Linked DNA regions of Homo sapiens: region 2 is linked to region 1. The links are chromatin loops, found by intact Hi-C in ENCODE. Cell type or tissue: K562. All regions are shown on one strand. Each heading gives the region's core, and the rest is flanking DNA. Links, peaks and the distances in the headings are about the cores only.

Evidence for each region. Hi-C counts contacts between places; a loop is a spot of excess contacts. Peaks named below come from ENCODE experiments on the same cell type or tissue, not always from the same donor. Only the 100,000 strongest peaks of a DNase experiment are listed, where the experiment ranks them.
Region 2: it touches region 1 in a loop (2.1-fold over the local background); 4 of 110 quality-filtered maps call a loop at or near these places.

The regions. Positions count from the first base shown.
Region 1 is chr4:48,679,377-48,684,761 of GRCh38, reverse strand. It overlaps FRYL (FRY like transcription coactivator), which reads left to right. Exons shown (of 64, transcript NM_015030.2): 3 at 1-89. Among named protein-coding and RNA genes, the nearest start is that of FRYL, 98 kb to the left of the region's middle. RefSeq lists a silencer at 536-830. In K562, for the core only: a CTCF peak has its summit at 2,750 (motif pointing right); DNase peaks (open chromatin) are centred at 801 and 3,461; H3K4me3 peaks cover 386 bases.
Region 2 is chr4:48,736,687-48,742,071 of GRCh38, reverse strand. The region is part of intron 1 of FRYL (FRY like transcription coactivator); the gene reads left to right. Among named protein-coding and RNA genes, the nearest start is that of FRYL, 41 kb to the left of the region's middle. In K562, for the core only: no CTCF peak of the experiment used is centred there; a DNase peak (open chromatin) is centred at 2,351.

The DNA of each region.
Region 1 (5,385 bases), core at 315-5,314:
ACATCTAAATGCTTAATTCCTGAAACCACTCAAGAGTCATAGGATTAGATGATCCAAGTCACCAAGAAATTACTGTCTCAAGTGATACGGTAAGATTATAGTAAATATTCTCAAGGCTAAATAGTGATTGAGGTCTGAAAAGATTTTTAAATGCTGTATTTTAGCTGTGAGGTTCTACTATAATTTCTTGATCCTATAACTATTATACCAGGAGTTAAAAGTTGTGGTAATCAGCTAAAGTGCTTAGAAGTATCACCATGTAAACAAGGCTTTGTGGCATTTCCTCCTTATAGATCCTGTCAGTAATAAATACAGTTTCATTACTGGAGTACTTCCCCTTTGCTGTATGTCTCAGAGTGGATCCTCTCAATGTTTGTTAGCAATCAACACCTATAACGAGGGGGCTTAGGAAGCAGATGAAGCATAGGAAATTGAACTGCAGTGCAGGCTTAACAAAGGTTTGGCCTACCCTACACAGAATATTATAACTGTGAGAGTATATTTCCCTTCTTAAGTAGTCAGCTTTTTGGGTAGAGAGACATATCTTCAATGCCTTCATATCTTGCACAGATCATTAGAGAAGCTATTCAACAAATATTTGTTGAATGAAGGAAATCAGAGAAAAATCTGTGGGATCTTCTATAACACCTAATCCTATCCCTATTACCTTAACCCCTTGCTCTCTCCAGTTGAAAGTGCAGTTGAGAATGGTGAGGTTAACAGTGACACAAATGGTTGTCTTGCATGTCATGAACAAACATGAATTAGCATTCTTCTATGTACCACTGTGTTTCTGGGCTTCATAGATAAGGACAACCTGCAGAGGGACCTGGGGAAAACCACAGACAAAATGGAAATAACATGGGATCATATCCAGAGAGAGAAGGAGGGAGAGAGGGGGAGAAAGGAATGAGTTTTAGGCATATTAAGGCATGCAGTTTACCATTCTAACAAGTTGTTTTTTCTGTTTGTGGGGAATAGACTGATTGGATCTTAATTTTGACACTTTTATGCTTGAAGATTAAGAGACAATCTGCTTCTAAAAGTCAGTGCTTTTTTCCTGTTGAATCTATACCTGCTTCAGGGCAACAAATTTATGTCTTTTACTTGACTTTGTTGTTTTTTTCCTATGGGAGTTCTTGAGACAGGATTTGTATTAATAAATCCTTAAACTTTCTCTGAACCTTAATACTATATTAATGCTTTACATGGAAAGGATCTTGAATGCTTTTTAAATAAATGAAGACTAGTTGACTTAATAAGTAATGTGATAGGAGAATAAGAATTAAAAACGAAGTAATTCAGAACCAGAAATTTACCCATTTTTCTTTTTTTTTTTTTTAATTATACTTTAAGTTCTGGGATACATGTGCAGAATGTGCAGGTTTGTTACATAGGTATACACGTGCCATAATGGTTTGCTGCACCCATCAACCCATCATCTACATTAGGTGTTTCTCCTAATGCTATCCCTCCCCTAGCCCCCCACCCCCTGACAGGCCCCAGTGTGTGATATTCCCCTCCTTGTGTCCATGTGTTCTCATTGTTCAACTCCCAATTATGAGTGAGAACATGTGGTGTTTGGTTTTCTGTTCTTGTGTTAGTTTGCTGAGAATGATGGTTTCCAGCTTCATCCATGTCCGTGCAAAGGACATGAACTCATTCTTTTTTATGGCTGCATAGTATTCTATGGTATATATGTGCCACATTTTCTTTTCTCCAGTTTATCATTGATAGGCATTTGGGTTGGTTCCAAGTCTTTGCTATTGTGAACAGTGCCGCAATATACATACGTGTGCATGAGTCTTTATAATAGAATGATTTATAATTCTTTGGGTATGTACCCAGTAATGGGATTGCTGGGTCAAATGGTATTTCTAGGTCTAGATCCTTGAGGAATCACCACATTGTCTTCCACAATGGTTGAACTAATTTACACTCCCACGAACAGTGTAAAAGCATTTCTATTTCTCTATATCCTCTCCAACATCTGTTGTTTCCTGACTTTTTAATGATCGCCATTCTAACTGGCATGAGATGGTGTCTCAATGTGGTTTTGATTTGCATTATCTAATGACCAGTGATGATGAGGTTTTTTTTCGTATGTTTGTTGGCTGCATAAATGTCTTCTTTTGAGAAGTGTCTGTTCATATCCTTTGACCACTTTTTGATGCAGTTGTTTGTTTTTTTCTTGTACATTTGTTTAAGTTCTTTATAGATTCTGGATATTAGCCCTTTGTCAGATGAATAGATTGTGAAAATTTTCTCCCATTCTGTAGGTTGCCTGTTCACTCTGATGATAGTTTCTTTGGCTGTGCAGAAGCTCTTTAATTAGATCCCATTTGTCAATTTTGGCTTTTGTTGCTATTGCTTTTGGAGTTTTAGTCATGAAGTCTTTGCCCATGCCTGTGTCCTGAATGGTATTGCCTGGGTTTTCTTCTAGGGTTTTTATGCTTTTAGGTCTTAGATTTAAGTCTTTAATCCATCTAGAGTTAATTTTTTCAACCATTTTTTCCTGATTTCTATGTAGACCATTTGTGGTTCATCTTTTGAAATACTATGCAAATCATTTTCTTCATGTTGAGCATTGGAAGAATGAGATTGTATTGTGTTTCACTAAGTGAATCAGATTTTTTAAATTATTATGTGTCATTCAGAGTTATAGATATGATTGCTTAGGGGTTTTACCCTGTTACCTTTGTGTTTTCATTTCCTTCTTGCTCACTTAACAACCCCACAAGAGGGCAGGCAAAGGAAGGGAGAGAACTTTCAGTTTTCAAAGTCTTTTGTAGGTATTCCTTTATTGTACTCTCTTGTTATACTTCTGAATTACATCAAAGCAGTAGGATTGGCTACTTTTGCTATTTCCAAATATTTTGTAGGGTGCTCAGTTATTTTGAAAAACATATAATGTTGATGACTGTGTTTATTGAATTTAAGAATTTATACTTTCAGTACTTCAGCTTTATGTTTTTAGATCCATATATTTAAAATTATCAATTTTTTTGGTTATTCATGCTGAAGTTTTCACCATTACTATTGATAAGTATCATTGATTGTAATAGGGAGTTTTTTTGGTGTTTAAAAGTAACTTTAGAATGTTTGTAATATAGAATAAAGTTTTAAATGACTCCTTTTCATGTTTTATAAAAGTTGACATTCCTGAGGTCTGTTAGTGAATTTTCAAAATGATAAGAATTATCTTTTGAATACAAGTTGCTGTTTTACACGTCAGCTCTAAGTTTATTTAAAAGGAAGACACACCTCAGGCCAAAGTAAATTTCTCTTTACATGATCACAGTGAAAGTTTTCAAAATCTAAATGTTAAACTAGATGGACGCTCAATATTTTATGGTCTCAGTATTGTCGTTAACACCCATTGTACATGTACGCGTACATGAAGGGCAGTTTCATGGTCTATAGCTGTTTGGTTTGTTATCAGCACAAACAGTAATGTCCTGAAAATCAGCTTCAAAACAGCTGGCAATTGACTGACTGGGGTTTAGCACCGCCTAAATTCATATGACGTTTATTTGCTCTTTGACACAAATAGTGTACCTGAACTTCTCATCAAGGAAGTTGGTATAGGCACCTTTCTGTGTGCTTGTGGGCCTAGTAATGTAGAAGAACCTTAAAATGGATTTTTTAAAGAGAGTTGTTCCTCCCATTCTTTCGGGAGATGTGGTTTTGGATACTAGTACTGAGGAAAGTTCCCCAAGATTAGTTAAGATGAAACGTCTTAGCTCACTTTCATCTGAGAAGACGGTGGATGAGCAAGGTGGAACCAATTTCTGTCATAGTAATTATGACAAATACGAACACCAACAACTAGGTAAAGTAAAAACGTATTTCTTTGCATCCTTTAAAAAAGTATTTTAGGAAAGTAAAACTATTTTTACAAGTATGAATTCTAGTGAGCAGGAATATTTTGAAAATCAAGTTTAAATATTAAAATGTTTAATGAAGTATATAGTTGGCCTACTTTTTTAATAAAATTTTTCTTCAAGTATAGCTGGAGAAATATTTATGCTGTAAGTCAAGATAAAACTATAATGCACTTAATAGTTTTGATCTTTGGAAAATATTTTGAAGCGTTATTGACAGTATGTTAGTTACACCTATAGGATATGTAAACAAAAAATAAGATACTGAATTGTGTCTGTTACTATAGAAACCATTTAAATTTTGTTTAAAAATATGTTCCATTGTTTTATTTTAAAAGATAATGAATATTTGGGCTGAAATATTAAAAAGTTAAATCTTTGAATAGAACAAGGATTATTTTGTATCATAGTATTTTTGTTATGTGTAATCCTGCAAAGGTAAATATAATGTTCTTTAAAGTTTGAGAGGATAATGGTTAATATGTTTTAGGATAAACATCAGCTTGCATATAGTAACTAACAAACATTAGAGGAAAGGAAAATTAGGAAAAAGATGAAAAAATGCTTCAAGTTTTCAAATATTTGATTAAAACAGTTTAAAATATTCTCTATGATTTTTTTTTAATTTTAGGGAGTAAATAGCTGTACCTATAAATTAATATGCTATTTATTAGAAGGGAGTTTCTGTAAACCCTCTGCAAGTTTGATATGTATTATAGCTGTTTTCCATGCATATTTTAATATGTATACATATTTAAGCATGCACATACACATTTTTATTAGCAGAATTTGAAAAAATGAGACTTATTGTCCAAGTCATTCTGATACTTGCTTTTTCATTTAGTACATCATAGACATCTTCCTGTCTCATTTGAAATGTGCTTTGTTGTGTGAATATAATGATTTATTCAATTCCTTATAGAGGAACATTTAGAATGACTACTTTTTAGTTATTAAAAATAATTATGTAATATTCATTGATATATCACTTCATACTTTGGGATGAGTGCTTATTAGTATAAGATTTCATATTAAAATTATATTACATTTTATTTGTTAAAATTGACATCATAATTGTACATATTCATGGGTTACATAGCGATGTTTTGATACTTACAGTGTATAGTGATCTTACCAGAGTTATTAGCATATCTATCATCTCAGACATTTATCATTTCTTTGTGTTAGAACATTCAATATTTTCCTTCTAGCTGTTTGAAACTGTATATTATTACTATGGTCATCCTACAGTGGTATAGAACACTAGAACTTATTTCTCCTATCTAGCTGCAATTTTGTATCTTTTAACAAATCTCTCCCTATTCCCCCACCTTCCCCCTGCCCTTCCTAGATTCTCCTATTTTCTGTTCTACTGCCTTTTAAGTTTTGATAGACAATGCGATTACCTTTGAAAACTTTATCATTTTAAGCTCCTTAGGGTAGGATATGAGAGTTCCCATTACCTTATATTCTCCCTACCATCGTTTCATGTCAGTTTAAA
Region 2 (5,385 bases), core at 75-5,074, 58 kb before region 1:
GGGGGTACATTTGCTACAATTAATGAAGCTATATTGATACATCATTGTTACCCAGAGTCCATAGTTTACATTAGGGCTCACTCTTTGGTGTTGTACACTCCATGGGTTTGGACAAACTTCTAATGACATGTATCCACTATTATAGTATACAAAGTAGCTTCATTGCCTTAAAAATTCCCTGTGCTCCACCTGTTTATCCCTCATCCCTCCTGCAACTACTGATGTTTTAATTCTCTCTATAGTTTTACCATTTCTGGAATGTCATAGAGTTGAAATCAGCCAGTCAGTTTTCAGGCTGGCTTCTTTCACTTAGTAATATGCACTTAAGTTTCCTCCATGTCTTTATTATTACTATTATTATTATTATTATTATTTTGAGAGAGGGTCTTGCTCTGTCGCCTGGGATGGAGTATAGTGGCGCCATTTCGGTTCACTGCAACCTCCACCTCCTAGGCTCAGGTGATCCTCCTGCTTCCAGGTAGCTGGGACTACAGTCATGTCCAACCATGCCTGGCTAATTTTTCTTTTTTTTCAGACAGAATCCCTCTCTGCTGCCCAGGCTGGAGTGCAGTGGTGCAATCTCTGCTGACTGCAACCTCCACGTCACGGGTTGAAGCAGTTCTCCTGCCTCAGCCTCCTGAGTAGCTGGGACTACAGGCGTGTACCACCAAGCCTGGCTAATTTTTTGTATTTTTAGTAGAGATGGGGTTTCACTGTATTAGCTAGGATGGTCTCGATCTGATTTCGTGATCCGCCTGCCTCGGCCTCCCAAAGTGGTGAGATTACAGTCATGAGCCACAGTGCCTGGTCATTTTTCTATTTTTTTAATAAAGATGAGTCTTCGCCATGTTGCACAGGCTGGTCTCAAACTCCTGGGTTCAAGTAATCTACCTGCCTCAGCCTCCTAAAGTGCTGGGATCACAGGCGTGAGCCACCACACCCGGCCTCCATGGCTTTTTATGGCTTGATGGCATATTTCCTTTTAGTGTTAAATAATATTCCATAGTCTGGATGTAGCACAGCTTGCTTTTTTTTTTTTCATCAAATCTATTCACCGACAGAACAATGTCTTGTTTGCTTCCAAATTTTGGCAGTTATGAATAATGCTGCTATAAGTATCCATATGTAGGCTTTTGTGTAGAAATATGTTTTCATCTCCTTTGAGTAAATAACAACGAATAAGTGCTGGATGTGTTTGATAAGAATGTTTGGTTTTGTAAAAAACCACCAAGCTGTCTTTCAAAGTGGCTGTTTCATTTTGCATTCCCACTAGTTTTTCTTGCCTCACATCCTCACCAGCATTTGGTTTGTCATTGCTCTGGATTTTATCCATTCTGCTAAGTGGGTAGTGGTATTTCATTGTGGTTTTAATTTGCATTTCCCTGATAGTGTCTGATATGGAGCATCTCTTTGCATGTGTGTTTGCCATCTGTATATCTTTGGTGATGTGTCTGGCCCTTTAAAAAAATCAGGTTGTGGCCGGGCATGGTGGCTCACCCCTCTAATCCCAGCACTTTGGGAGGCTGAGACAGGCAGATCACCTGAGGTCAGGAGTTCGAGACCAGCCTGGCTAACATGGTGAAACCCTGTCTCTACTGAAAATACAAAAATTAGTCAGGCATGGTGGTGCGCACCTGTAGTCCCAACTACTCAGGAGGCTGAGGCAGGAGAATCACTTAAACCTGGGAGGTGGAAGTTGCGGTGAGCAGAAATCGCGTCACTGCATTCCAGCCTGGGTGACAGAGCGAGACTCTGTCTCAAAAAAAAAAAAAAAAAAAAAAATCAGATTGTTTTCTTATTGTTGAATTTTAAGAGTTCTTTATGTATTTTGGATGCTACTTTATCAGATGTAGGTTTTGCAAATATTTTCTCCCAGTCTGTGACTTTTCTTTTCAGTCTCTTGACAGTGCCTTTCACAGAGCAGAAAATTTTAATTTTAATGCAGTCCAGCTATCTTAATCTGTTTTTTATTGCTTCTAACAAATTACCTGAAACTAGGTAATTTATAAAGAAAAGGAATTTGTTTCTCAGTTGTAGAGGCTGAGAAGTCCAAGGTTGAGGGACTGCATCTTATGAGGGCCTTCTTGCTAGTGAGGACTCTCTAAAGTGTCCCAAGGTGGTGCAGGGTTTCACATGGCTGCGTGTTCTAGCTCAGGTCTCTTACTTACAAAACCACCAGTTCTGTTCCCATGATAACCCATTAATCCATTAACTCATGAATACATTATCTATTAATCCAAGAATTTTGGTGAGAGCCCTTATGACCCAGTCACCTCTTAAAGGCCCTGTGTCTCAATACTACCACATCGAGGATTAAGTTTCAACATGAGTTTTGGAGGAGGCAGACATTCAAACCGTGATACCAGCTTATCAGTTTCCTGCCTTTGGTGTCATATCTAAAAAGTCATTGCCAAATTCAAGGTCAGCTAGAGTTGCTCCTATGTTTTCTTCTAGGAGTTTTCAAGTTTTGTATTTTAGATTTGGGTCTGTGATTCATTTTGAGTTTTTTTTTTGTGGTGAGTTTAAGGTCTGTTTAGATTTCTTTATTTATTTTTTTGCATGTGAATGTCCAGTTGTTTCAGTACAATTTGTTCAAAAGGCTATCTTTTCTCCCTTGTATTGCCTTTGCTCCATTTTCAAAGATTAGTTGTTTTTTTTTTTTTTTTTTTTTGAGACGGAGTCTTGCTCTGTCACCCAGGCTGGAGTGTAGTGGCACAATCTTGGCTCACTTCTGCCTCCTCCTCCCAGGTTCAGGCAATTCTCCTTTCTCAGCCTCCTGAGTAGCTGAGATTACAGGCACATGCCACCATGCCCTGCTGATTTTTGTATTTTTAGTTGAGATGGGGTTTTGCCATGTTGGCCAGGCTGGTCTTCAACGCCTGGCCTCAAGTGATCCACCTGCCTGGGCCTCCCAATGTGCTGGGATTACAGTCATGAGCCACCGTGCCCAGCCAGTTGATACATTTATGTGAATCCATTTCTGGGCTCTCTGTTCTGTTTCATTGATCTGTTTATCTGTTCTTTCACCCTTGTCTTGATGAGTGTTGCTTCATAGTAAGTGTTGGGTTGGGCAGTGTTAGTCCTCCAACCTTGTTCTTTCCTTCCATATTGTGTTGGCTATTCTAAGTCTTTTGTCTTTCCACATAAACTTTGGAATCAGTTTGTCAATACTCACAGAATAACTTCCTGAAATTTTCATTGAGATTGCGTTGACCCTATAGATCAAGTTGGGAATAACTAACATTGTTACAATATTGAGTCTTCCTGTCTGGGGGCGGTGGCTCACACCTGTAATCTCATTGCTTTGGGAGGCAGAGGCAATAGGATTTCTTGAGGCCAGGAGTTAAAAGAATAGCCTGGGCAGCATAGCGAGACCCTGTCTCTACCAAAAAAAAAAAAAAAAAAAGTTAGCCATGTATGGTGGCATATTCCTGTAGTCCCAACTACTGGGGAGACTAAGGCTGGAGTATCACTTGAGCTCAGTAGCTTGAGGTTACAGTGAGTAATGATTGCACCATGCACTCTAGCCTGGGTGACAGAGTGAGACCCCATCTCTTTGAAACAACAACAACAACAAAAGCTTGAGTCTTCCTATCCATGAACATAGAATATGTATTTATTTAGTTATTTGATTGCTTTAATCAGAGTTTTGTAGTTTTTGTCATAAAGGTCTTACACAAATTTTGTTAGGTTTATACCTAAGTGTTTCATATTTTGTGGTACTAATGTAAATTGTGTTATGTCAAATTCTGTGTGTTCATTGTTGGTTTATAGGAAAGTAGTTGGCTTTTGTATGTTAACATTGTATCCTGCAACCTTGTTATAATTGTTTATTGGTTCCAGTAATTTTTTTGTTAATTCTTTTGGCTTTTCTACATAAATGATCCTGTCATCTGTGAACAAACACAGTTTTATGTCTTCCTTTTCAATCTATATACTTTTTATTTCCTTTCCTTATTTTATTGCATTAGCTAGGACGTCTAGTATGATATTGAAAAGGAGTATTGAGGGGACACCATTGTCTTGTTCCTTATCTAAGTGGGAAAGCTCCTAGTTTCTCACCATGAAGAATGAGGTTAACAGTAGGTTTTTTGTAGATATTGCTTGTCAAGTTGAGGAAATTTCTCTCTAAATTTACTGAGAGTCTTTATCATGAATGAGTGTTGTATTTTGTCAGATGCTTATTCTGCATCTATTTATATGATCACATGACTTATTAGCCTGTTCCTGTGATGAATTACATTAATGATTTTAAATGTTGAGCCAGCTTTGCATATCTGGGATAAATACCTTGGTTGTAGTGTATAGTTCTTCTGTTACATCGTTAGGTTTAGTATACTCATATTTTGTTGAAGGTAATTGCATCTATGTTCATGATCGATATTAGTCTGTAGTTTTCTTGTAATGTCGTTTCCTGGTTTTGGTATTAGAGTGATACTAGCGTCATAGAATGAGTTTGGGAGTATTTCCTCTGCTTCTATCTTCTGAAAGAAATTGTAGAGAATTGGTATAATGTCTTTTTAAAAGTTTGGTAGAATTCACCAGTGAATGTGTCTGGACCTGGTGCTTTCTCTTTTGGAAGGTTATTATTGATTCAATTTCTTTAATAATATAGGCCAATTAAGATTGCCTATTTCTTCTTGTGTGAATTTTGGTAGATTATGGCTTTCAAGGAATTGGCTCATTTAATCTCAATTATCAAATTCATGAGCAAAGCATTGTTCATAGTATTCCTTAATTATTCTTTTAATGTTTATGGAATCTGTACTATTGGTTGTCCCCTCTTTCTCTCTCTTTTTTTTTTTTTTTTTTCTGTGATGGAGTCTCGCTCTGTGGCCCAGGCTGGAGTGCAGTGGCATGATCTTTGACTCACTGCAATCTCCGCCTCCAGGGTTCAAACGATTCTTGTGCCTCAGCCTCCTGAGTAGTGTGCCTGGCTAATTTTTGTATTTTTAGTAGAGATGGGGTTTCGCCATGTTGGCCAGGCTGATCTGAAACTCCTGACCTCAGATGATCCGCCTGCCTCAGCCTCCCAAAGTGCTGGGATCAAAGGTGTGAGCCACCACGCCCGGCCACCTCTTTCATTTCTAATATTAGTAATTTGTGTCCTGTGTCTTTCTTCCTTAGTTAACCTGCTAGAAGCTTATCAGTTTTATTGATCACATTGTTCATAGTATTTCTTTCTTTCTTTTTCTTTTTTCTTTTTTTTTTTTTTTTTTTTCGAGACAGAGTCTCAGTCTGTCGCCCAGGCCGGAGTGCAGTGGTGCGATCTTGGCTCACTGCAACCTCCGCCTCCTAGGTACAAGCGATTCTCCTGCTTCAGCCTCCCAAGTAGCTGAGGTTACAGGTGCTCGCCACCATGCCTGACTAATTTTTGTATTTTTA